Regions from separate parts of the Homo sapiens genome. Here region 2 is linked to region 1. A link is an interaction called in ENCODE POLR2A ChIA-PET data of the cell type or tissue named here. Cell type or tissue: PC-9. All regions are shown on one strand. Each heading gives the region's core, and the rest is flanking DNA. Links, peaks and the distances in the headings are about the cores only. Region 1 has its middle 82 kb from the start of BMP4. Region 2 overlaps CNIH1 (cornichon family member 1).

Region 1 (5,389 bases), core at 327-5,326:
TTTTAATATATCTATGTCTTTATATTTAAATGTATCTTTAAACAGCATGGGGTTGAGGGTTTTTTTAAATCAATCTTATAATTTGTTCCTTTTAATTACATCTTTTTGTGCATTTAGATTTAATATGATCATTAATATGTTTGGGTTCAATTTACCAGCTTGTTATCTGTTTTTTTGGTAACACTTATTTTTTGCAACCTTGCTTCTCTTTACATGCCTTCTTTTGTATTAACAAAGTATTTTTAAAAATATTCCCATTTATATCTTCTACAATATATCTACCCCCCCAACTGTTCTTAAGATTTTCTTTTTATTTTGGTTTTCAACAATTTGACTATGATGTGAATAGGTATAGTTTACTTTGTATTTCTCATCTTTGGGTTTATTAATCTTGAAAAAATTTCAGTAATTATTTCTTTATTCTTCTGACCATTTTCTTCTATTTTTCTAAAACACCAAGTATATCTGTATTAGACTTTGTGATATTTTCCACATTTCTGATACTCTGATTTTTGTTTTTCAGCCCTTTTTTCTTCCCATTGTTTCAGTTCCTATTCCCTCTGTGCAAGTACATGCCCTTTCTACTGCAGTGTCTAATATGGTGTTCATCTTATCCAAAGAAATGTTTCAGACATTTTATCACGAAATTTTTAAATAATTTTAAAATTTTTACAAATAATATACTCACCATCTATATTCTACAATTAGGATTTATTGTAAATACTTTATCACATGTTTTCATTAAAAATTGTTTTCTATCCATCAACCTATCTTATTTCTTTTTTTTAACTTATATTTTAAATGCAGAGGTACAGGTGCAGGATGTGCAGGTTTGTTACACAGGTAAACATGTTTCATGGGGGTTGGTTGTACAGATTATTTCATCACCTAGGTATTAAGCCTAGTATCCATTAGTTATTTTTCCTGCTTCTCTCCCTCTCTCCACCCACCACCCTCCAATAGGCTCCAGTGTGTGTTGTTCCCCTCTATGTATCCATGTGTTCTCATCACTTAGCTCCCACTAACAAGTAAGGACAAGCAGTATTTGGTTTTCTGTTCCAGCATTAGTTTGCTAAGAATAATGGCCTCCAGCTCCGTCCATGATGTCCCTGCAAAGGACATGATCTCGTTCTTTTCTATGGCTGCATAGGATTTCACAGTGTATATGTACTAAATTTTCTTTATCCAGTCTATCGTTGATGGGCATTTGGGTCGATTGCATGTCTTTGCTATTGTGAGTAGTGCTGCAATGAACACATCTATGCATGTGTCTTTATCATAGACGATTTATATTCCTTTGGGTATATACCCAGTAAAGGGATTGCTGGGTCAAATGGTAGTTCTGTTTTTAGATCTTTGAGGATTTGCCACACTGTCTTCCACAATGGTTGAACTAATTCACACTCCCACCAACAGTGTAAAAGCATTGCTTTTTCTCCATAACCTCATCAGCATCTATTATTTTTTGACCTTTTTTTTTTTTTTTTTTTTTTGAGACAGAGTTTCACTCTTGTTGCCCAGGCTGGAGTGCAATGGCCCAGTCTTGGCTCACTGCAACCTCCGCCTCCCAGATTCAAGTGATTCTCTTGTCTCAGCCTTTCAAGTAGCTGAGATTACAAGCGCCCACCACCATGCCTGGCTAATAGCCATTCTGACTGGTGTGAGATGGTATCTCATTGTGGTTTTGATTTGCATTTCTCTAATGATCACTGATGTTGAGCTTTTTTTTGCATGATTGTGGGCTGCATGTATGTCTTCTTTTGAGAAGTGTCTGTTCATGTTCTTTGCCCACTTTTTAATGGGGTTGTTTTTTTCTTGTAAATAGTTTAAGTTCCTTATAGATGCTGGATAACAGACCTTTGTCAGATGCACAGTTTGCAAAATTTTTCTCCCATTCTTTAGGTTGTCTGTTTACTTTGTTGATAGTTTCTTTTGCTGTGCAGAAGCTCTTTAGTTTAATTAGATCTCATTTGTCAATTTTTGCTTTTGTTGCAATTGCTTTTGGCATCTTCATCATGAAATCTTTGCCTGTGCCTATGTCCTGAATGGTATCACCTACTTTTAGTTTTAATGCATCTTATTTCTTAACGCATTTCACAGTTGCAGATATCAGTATACTTCTTCCCATCAAGTATGTCAGAATACATATCATTTACTGGGGTTCAATGCTTGTTTGAACCTCCTCTCTCCCAGCTTACCTATCTTCATCCTTTAGGATGCTATTCAGGCCTCTCTTTCCCTAATCTGGTTAAGGGTCCCTCCTCTGTGTTCCAGGTACACCCCATGCACATATTTTTTAATGCATATCTTTATCCTTGTACTTACTACATTCCATTAGAATTAGTAGTATAAAGTTCTGCTTCTCTTGCTGGAATATAAAGTCCCAAGGGCACAAACCAAATCTTATTCTTTGTACAATAGGACCTGGCACAAAGTATGTGCTCCATAAATATTTGATGAATAAACAAATGAGTGAAGAGTTGCCATGCCCACACAAGGTAAAGTAATGCACAAGTTATAGCGGTCAAAAAAGAATAGTGAAATCCTGGTGGCAGCAGCTGCATATAACTTTCCTATAGTTGAGAGTACAAAAACCATGTTCTGTAATAATTGGGTCTTTAAGAAAGTACAGAAAGGATGTGAGAGATTCTACAGCAAAAAGATGGGAATTCAGGAAGGATAAAGTCTAAGGACAGACAGCAAATGTTAGGTATAGAGAGAAAATAAACAGAGCCCAGAATCTGAAGTGACACTTCTCCCGATATCCAAGATTTGACTAGCTTATTAATTATAAACCACTACTAACTTAAGAAGACTTCATCTGCATTATGCATGTTGTAATAATCAACATATGGGCAAAGACAGCTCTTAGTAAACCTACATATAGGTTCATTTTTGTTTCCAAATGAATGCCTCTTATTTTCAATGTCCTGAATCAAATATCCCACAATATACAGTCTGCAGCAAGATGCCCTGGCAGATGCTAAACTTGATTCCGTCTACCAGGTCCCCATTCACACAGAATAATTATGTCCAGCTGGAGCCCTCCCTGATTTAGTGACTTACGTTGGTCAGTCTTACAAACATTAAAGAAACAGTCTCTTATTTGGGAATCCCAGCTGGCCTTGTTGCAGCATAGAACCTCTTTATCCAAAAGGAGTTTAAACAAGAAAGAAAAAAAGCATTTTATGATTAACTACTTCCCCAGCAAAACTGCTTTCTGAAAGCACATATTTTGAAGGTTTTTACCTATGCCATCTTATCAAGTTGAAAATTACAAAAACAACAAATATCCATAGGATACTTTAAAAAAAGGATGCATAATTCTTTCCTGTGTGGATATAAAAATTTATTCAGCAAATCCCATATTGATAGTTCTTCAGGTGGTGATGCCAACATTTTGCTATTGTAATAAATGCTACAGTGAATACCTTTCTATACTCATTACTGCACTTTTATGCTATCTATTAAAATAAATTCCAAGATGTGAAATTTAATTTATGTAGGCCTCATATCTAGCAAAATCTACAACATAGAGTAAACATAACAATGAATTGACACTGTCCAAAGAAAAAGCCTTTTTGGTTTTACAAGCTGAGTGGTTATGTAAGTTTCCTTAAGAATAAAAAAGCAGCTTAACTTTTCTTTAAAAACCCCAAAACTCTAGACTCAGGTTTGCAGCACTTAGAAGCTACTGGGTGAAACTCTCTTGAGACTTGGGTCAGGGACTCTCCTCTCTGTAGATGAAGATCTGCTCTCAAGCAGGGGCTTGGGAGATAAATAACTTAGGACCCATAAGGCTTACGATTCCCCACAAATCTTTCTTTTCTACCTGAAAGAGTGGAAAATACAGAATTAAATAATGGACATCTGTTTCCTCCATTTGACTCTTCTTGGATTAAGATGCTGTATTTTCTAATTGTTTTCCTTCCATTAAAGAGCTGACTTCCCCTGCAAGGTGGAATAAGGGGAGGTCTTCTTTTAGTCTTTGCTTCTGAAGTTTGGTGCTTCAGGATGCTTGCTGCATCGTGAGGTGACCCTCACCCAAGCCTTTCATGTGTTTGGCATGCTTAATTTAATCAATCAGATCACCACCAACCTGAAACACAATGATGAGGATGTGTTCAGACTGTTCTGGAATTCTGTATATGTCAATATGGGGAGACTATTAGACCAAATTCTTTGCTACACATACACAACCTTTTAAAGTTAGGTGTATATGAAACAAAGTTATTTTATGAGACTATGCATTATGATATTCCTCTAACATCAGACTGTAAATAAGAAAAAAAATTTTTTGGAATAATTATTGTTGCTCTTCAGAAGGTAGTTAGAAGGGAAGTAGAAAGACAAGAAAATATATTTTAGCTTAAGTACTCAAACAGTTTAATTTTACTTAGATACTTACAAGAAAAAAAATTAATTTCAGGTGACATTATGGAAGGATTCATAAGAGTTCCTTGTCCAAGGTTACATACAGTCAATTAATCTTCCTGGGTCTTGGATTCCTCATCAATAAATGTTGGACTTAAGCAGTTTCTAAATAACCCTCTCACCCCAAATTCCATGATTCTATGTATTTGGAATGGAATGATTCATTGCTTTACAGGTCATATATCTCTTCAGGAATGCAAGGAGTTAAGAAAAAAAAATCTCAAGATATAAATATGGACTTTTTGTGAACCACCAATAATCTATATTTACTTGCAAATGTCCCACAAACAGCTTATTTGTATAATAATTTTACAAGTGCTTCAACTTAAGAAATCACTATTCTATCAGTATGTATTTAGTACAGCAGGAGTTGGAAGAAAACATTCATATTTTTTTCTCAATATTGAAGCGTAAGGGCAACAAATTTGGAAGGCTGGAGAAATCTGGACTTAGAACCACAGATAGAAAAACTTTTACTTATTTAAGTATGAGGTTATGTCTAACATGATCTACTTAATTTCTTGTGCTACTTTATTACAGTGCAGTTGTTTTAAATGCTGATTTTTAATTGTTCACTTATTGATTTTCCACCTCTCTGTGACATTAGCAAATTCTGAACATCGTATCTAGTTGTGTTATGACCCAGTCTGACTGCTTTAGACCCAGTATGAATAAAGGGGGCACGATGCAGTGAAAGAGCACCAAATAAAGCCAGGGAGACCTGGATTACAGGCTTGTTTCTGTGACCTTGGACAAACGGATTAACCTTCTAGGTCTCAGATTCCTCTTATTAAAATAAAAATATTAAATTGCTTAGGTTTCTTCTTCCTTTAAGGTTCTATGTTTCTATGAATAATCTGGTCAATAGTTCTTCTCACTGCCTGTTAAGATTCTAATTCTAATACAATGTATTTACAATCAGCATTTCTTGCTTTTACATTACCAATGACAATAA
Region 2 (5,389 bases), core at 300-5,299, 400 kb after region 1:
ATACTCAGACCCATTTTCTCATACTCCCAAATTACTCTTTCCAATTTAAAGCTGTAGAGGGGACTTTCTAATGAATACTATTTTTAAAAAAAATCCAGGTAAACAACTCATCTACACCACTAACCAAATATTTTCTACAAACTTAAGCAATACAATAACAAAGGATAAACTCGGCATATGTACCTAAACTTCTAAATAACATTTAAGCCAGCATCTATTTAAGATCAAAGTTCTCTAAACAAGAAAAGGGCCATAGGACTCTGAAACTCAAGGACTATAACCAGAACAAACCAAGAAAAATATACATTTTATTAAGAATTCCACTAGAGTTGCTTTTATAATACTTGTTTAAATTACAGACGTTGTCTTTAAAATATAAGCCTATTTCAGCCCTAAAAAGCCATCTGATACCTAACAAACAAATCCTCATGCAAGGTTTTATCCTACACTTACAGAATGAAGTATGGAAAGAATGATTTTGAAAGCATGAACCCCTCCCGCTCTTAATATTACTTTAATAAAAGTGTTAATAAAGATAATCTACAACTCTACCAGTTCTAATATGAAACAATGCCATTCCCTCCCTTCTCCTCAAAAGGAGTCCAGAAACATTTACTACCCATCTCTCTTAAAAACCAACCCTCTCCGAGCATTCTTTAATGACAAAATTTCCCCATAAGAGACACAAAAATTATTCAATTTAGGAACCAAGGTTCAAACAGAAACTAGTATCCAGAAAAAAAACCTCAAGCAAATATGGCTGAAATGATAACATTTAAACATGCAAAATATAATATTCTCTTGTTAAAGTTCACAATTTAAAAAATAGTGATATTTGTCTTCCCCCATACTTTGGCAGAACTGTCAAAACAAATTTAAATAGGGAAAACTGTCAGATGCACTGCTATTCAGCCAATTATTGGCACCCTATCCAAAAGGCAACCTGTGCTGCTATAAAAACGTCCTTCAACCTCCTGCAGCATTAGGATGTCCCAAGCACATGTCTCTTCTCAGTGAGAATTTCTTTCCGTTAAGAAAAGCCAGGAATCGCACATTACCTGTTAAAATGAAACCTGTCCCTCCTAAATTTACAATACATTAGGAAAATACAAGAACTTGAGCTTCAAAAATTAGGCTGTCTTGAGTTCAAGTTCTGACTCTATCTTAGCTGTATAACATTCGGCAAAGTGCTTTAACCTGGCAAAGCTTCAGTTTACTCTCCTATTCATGAGATAACAATTTACCTACCTCAGGATTGTCATGAGAATTAAATTTAAAAATTCAGGCAAAGTGCTTACCACAGAGCCTAGCACCCAGGAAAATCCTCATCTGATTTCAAATATTTTTACCTTCATCATCATTTGGTTATTGAAGTAATGAAAAGACAAACAGCACAGAATACTATTAATAAACAGCTATCAAAAGGGGAAATTTCAGTTTCTTCATTTCCTGGTAACAACTTCAACTACTTAGGTTAAGATGTTTTAAAATTAACACTTAATGCTTTCCAAGAGAAGGCAAATTCATCTTCTTATGTCTTGTTTCATAAGAGCAAAGAAACAGCTAATAAGTTAATACTTTTAATTGTACCTACATCAACTCTTACTGTAACAGTTCTCTAAAGACAAACTAGAAATCTCTTCCACCATCCACATTTATCTGGGAAACAATAATAAAGTACCAAACTAACTTTCTAGATGCTTTTCCAAATAAAATCCCTCTAGCACCTAGTGCTAGTACACTAGTATGCTAGACAATTAAAATCTACACAAACTCTCCCCTTCGTTAAGTAATTTTTAAAGCTGAATTACTGTATTTTATTTCTTGAAGACATACCCACTGCTTTCTTATAAACAACCAACCTTTCAATTACTGACCAGTCAGGCAAAATCAAATACACAGGCTAAAAGAGTATCTTCCTAAATGCAGGCAAAAATACAAAAAAACAAACTGGGTACCCTGGTGTGTGCCTGTAATCCCAGCTACCCAGGAGATTGAGGCAGGACGATCACTTGACCCAGGAGTTTGATAAGAGCCTGGGCAATATAGAGACACCCCCATCTCAAAAGAAAATTTAAAAATACATACATATATATTTTTTCAAAAACCCTAAGCACAATGGAGCTACATTATCACTAAATTCATGATGGCTCAGAACTCAGTGTAATTCAGGCCTGTTTTAGAAACAGAAAGTAGATACACACTAGAAATAACCACATAGACATTTGTATACAAATTGTTATCTACAAAATTATGGCACCCTAAGTCCAAAGAATGGCATTGCTGCGAGATCCCAGAGCCCCCAGAACAGAGCTATCCACCTAACAGGCTCTGAATAAACATCAGCTGAAAGAATGACTCATTTATTCCAGAATATGCAAACCAAAGATAAAACTAGATATGGCAGATAAGTCCATACTAAAGATTTCACTCACATACTACCTCACAATAAGTCACAACCCGAGAATCATCTCACCATCTATTAGTCATTTTATGTTAACCAACTTTCAAGTACTACACCAAATAATTTCACATAGAAGTGCCTATGGCTATAACATAAAAAAACGCATACGCATTTAACAGCTTTCCCTACTTGACTGGGCCAGCAAGCATATATTTGCATAAAATATGAAATTTCATGAAATCATAAACCTCAACAGGCATATGAACGAGCACACTGAACAAAACGTTACAAATACAAATGCCCTAACCCTCCCCATGAAATGAATATAGCATTAAAACATTTAACTAAAAAGCAGTACACACCTTTAATGCAATTTTGACTCTTTTAATCTTTTTGACCTTTTCAACTGTCTTTGGCCGACAATGTAAAAAGCAGATTGGAAGAATGTTAGTATGACAGCTGACAAGATCACCAGCAGATTAATAATAGAATAGTCAAGCACGACAGGAAAAAGAAGATTTTTTAAATTCTGCCTACTTCAAAAAGTACAAATATATTATGCTACTCAGAATACTGGCCATTTTCAAATTACTTCAAGTTAAAAACAAACATATTTTTAAAATCTAAAGATAAATCCTATATTATAACTTACGGGATTCAGGGTATTACACTGGTCTATAGGATTCTTGTAATCAGTCTTCAGCTCATCAAATGCTATAATCTAAAATAAAATTAAAACAGTTAGGACCACTCACTTTAATTAAAAGCAGCAACAAACCTGCCCCATCTTCAAATAATTATTAAAGTTAATAAAACAAGAACAAAAGTACACCAAGATCCCAAATACCAATTTACAGTAAACTCATATATGACAAAAAGAACCAGAATGCGATTTAAAGTGAAAACACTCTTATCTCAGTATCACTAAAATTTGGTATTACTGTAATAAATACCTTCAATTTTCAATTTCGTCAATGCCTCTGCTCAAGTTATTTCAACTTATCTCTACTCGAAATAATCTTCTGAGTAGAAAAATAATTTCAACTGTTTATCCAAATTCCTCTTTATCCTAAAAAAAAAACAAACCTTCCTAGGTCAACTTCTTTCTGCAGGCTTTCCTAACTCCTTTGGGCAGAAGTAATTGCCCACATCTCCACACAGCATGGGACTCTATAATGCCATCGATATGGCTTTTCTCACCCTGGAGTGTGGTATTTACACACAGGTCTGTCTGCCCCTCTACACTCTCAGGGAGAAGGACCATTTTTATTTATCTGTGCATGCTCCTCCTCCCTTGGCACAGTGCTCAGTGGGACACTAGAGATGGATTCGAACTCTTCAATGTGTTCCCATTGGTGCCCAAACACATACATTTGTAAGGATGCTTTTGTCCACACTCTGGAGGAATGTGGCTTCAACCTCAAGGGTCACTAGAATGTACATTAAGAGTCAAAATAGGGACTCTGCACCACTTTGTGGCATCATTTCAGGTGACAAAGAAAGAAAACAAAGGCAGCAAGTTGATGGGGGAGCCATTTTAGTTGCTAACACTACTCACCCCAGGGACACACAAACTAAGCTACCCTTCCCTTAATGAGTTAGGAATAGTATCTTTATATGTGAAAGTGTTGCTCAATATTATCAGTAATCAGTAAAGTTACATATTTCCATCTTTTAACATGACTGTTTATTTCCCTGTTAAAATTTAGATTCATAAAAAGACGGTTTTTTTAATTTCTAGAGTTCCATAAAATTCACCCACCTGCCCTAATAAAAACTCCAACCAAACAACAATAGAAGGAAAATAATAAAACATTAGAATGTAATCTCTGAAAGAACAAAGATTGTTGTATTTACTATTATGTCCCAGGGCCTAAAATATAAAATAGTGCCTGGCACATAGTTAAGTGTTCAATAAATATTAACTGGAAGGAGGGGGTGAAAAAAATAGCACTAGGGATTAAAAAAAAAAAATGCAGAACTCACCAGGGGGATTTCCCTTGGCTAATGACACCTAACACAAATGTTAAAAACATACATGTGTAATTAGAAAATACTAATTTCTGATTACTTATGGACGTTATTAGTCTGCTACTTGACGTCAGCCGTGGTATATAACCCCAATGCATTTTAGTAATAAAGCTCAAGACAAGGATGATAATCATAAGTACTTGTCTATAACAAGATCCAACTTAACAGAATACAAAACTTGTCTTTAAAACTGACATTTAATTGGACATTTTCTCCAGGTGACTTCAAGGGTTTTTTTTTTTTTTTTCTTGAGACAGGGTCTTACTCTGTCACCCAGGCTGGAGTGCAGTGGCACAATCTCGGCTCACTGCAACCTCCACCTCCTCGGCTCAAATGATTCTCCTGCCTCAGCCTCCGGAGTAGCTGGGACTACAGGTGCATGCCACCATGCCTGGCTAATTTTTGTAGTTTTTGTAGAGATGGGATTTTACCATGTTGCCCAGGCTGGTCTCAAACTCCTGAGCTCAGGTGATCCACCTGCCTTGGCCTCCCAAAGTGCTGGGATTACAGGAATGAGCCACTGTGCCTGGTCACAGGGATTTTTTAACTATGTTGTTGAATGGGTTTCTCTTTGAGTGCTATAGGCTAGGGTTTTCGAACCTCTTCTGAGAATATTCTTAATGATTTTCAAATCTTTTTGCAGCTATGTGGCTGAGCAAAGACACCCACAAAATTTCCTACAGAAGTATAACAAAAATAAAACAGATAAATCCCTAAAGATGCCCAAGTACACAATTCAGAATACCTTCCAATTTAATACACATCTTTAAGGAATGACTTTTAAGCTTTTAATTTTTCAAACAATCTATGCTCCCGACTCTATTCTCCACAGAGCATCAATGACATGAATTAGGACTAAATTGACAGATATAATCATCAGCATAAAAAACATTCTCTAATACAGTGATTAATGTAAATAAGATTTTTGGAATGTAATTTAAAAATTGTAAAATG

Evidence for each region. Peaks named below come from ENCODE experiments on the same cell type or tissue, not always from the same donor. Only the 100,000 strongest peaks of a DNase experiment are listed, where the experiment ranks them.
Region 2: POLR2A ChIA-PET joins it to region 1 with 8 read pairs; 1 of 35 experiments calls an interaction of 5 or more read pairs at or near these places.

The regions. Positions count from the first base shown.
Region 1 is chr14:54,036,478-54,041,866 of GRCh38, forward strand. No RefSeq gene overlaps it. Among named protein-coding and RNA genes, the nearest start is that of BMP4, 82 kb to the left of the region's middle. In PC-9, for the core only: no CTCF peak of the experiment used is centred there; a DNase peak (open chromatin) is centred at 4,564.
Region 2 is chr14:54,433,313-54,438,701 of GRCh38, forward strand. CNIH1 (cornichon family member 1) reads right to left here. Exons shown (of 5, transcript NM_005776.3): 2 at 3,057-3,125. Among named protein-coding and RNA genes, the nearest start is that of CNIH1, 5.4 kb to the right of the region's middle. In PC-9, for the core only: no CTCF peak of the experiment used is centred there; a DNase peak (open chromatin) is centred at 2,479; H3K27ac peaks cover 927 bases.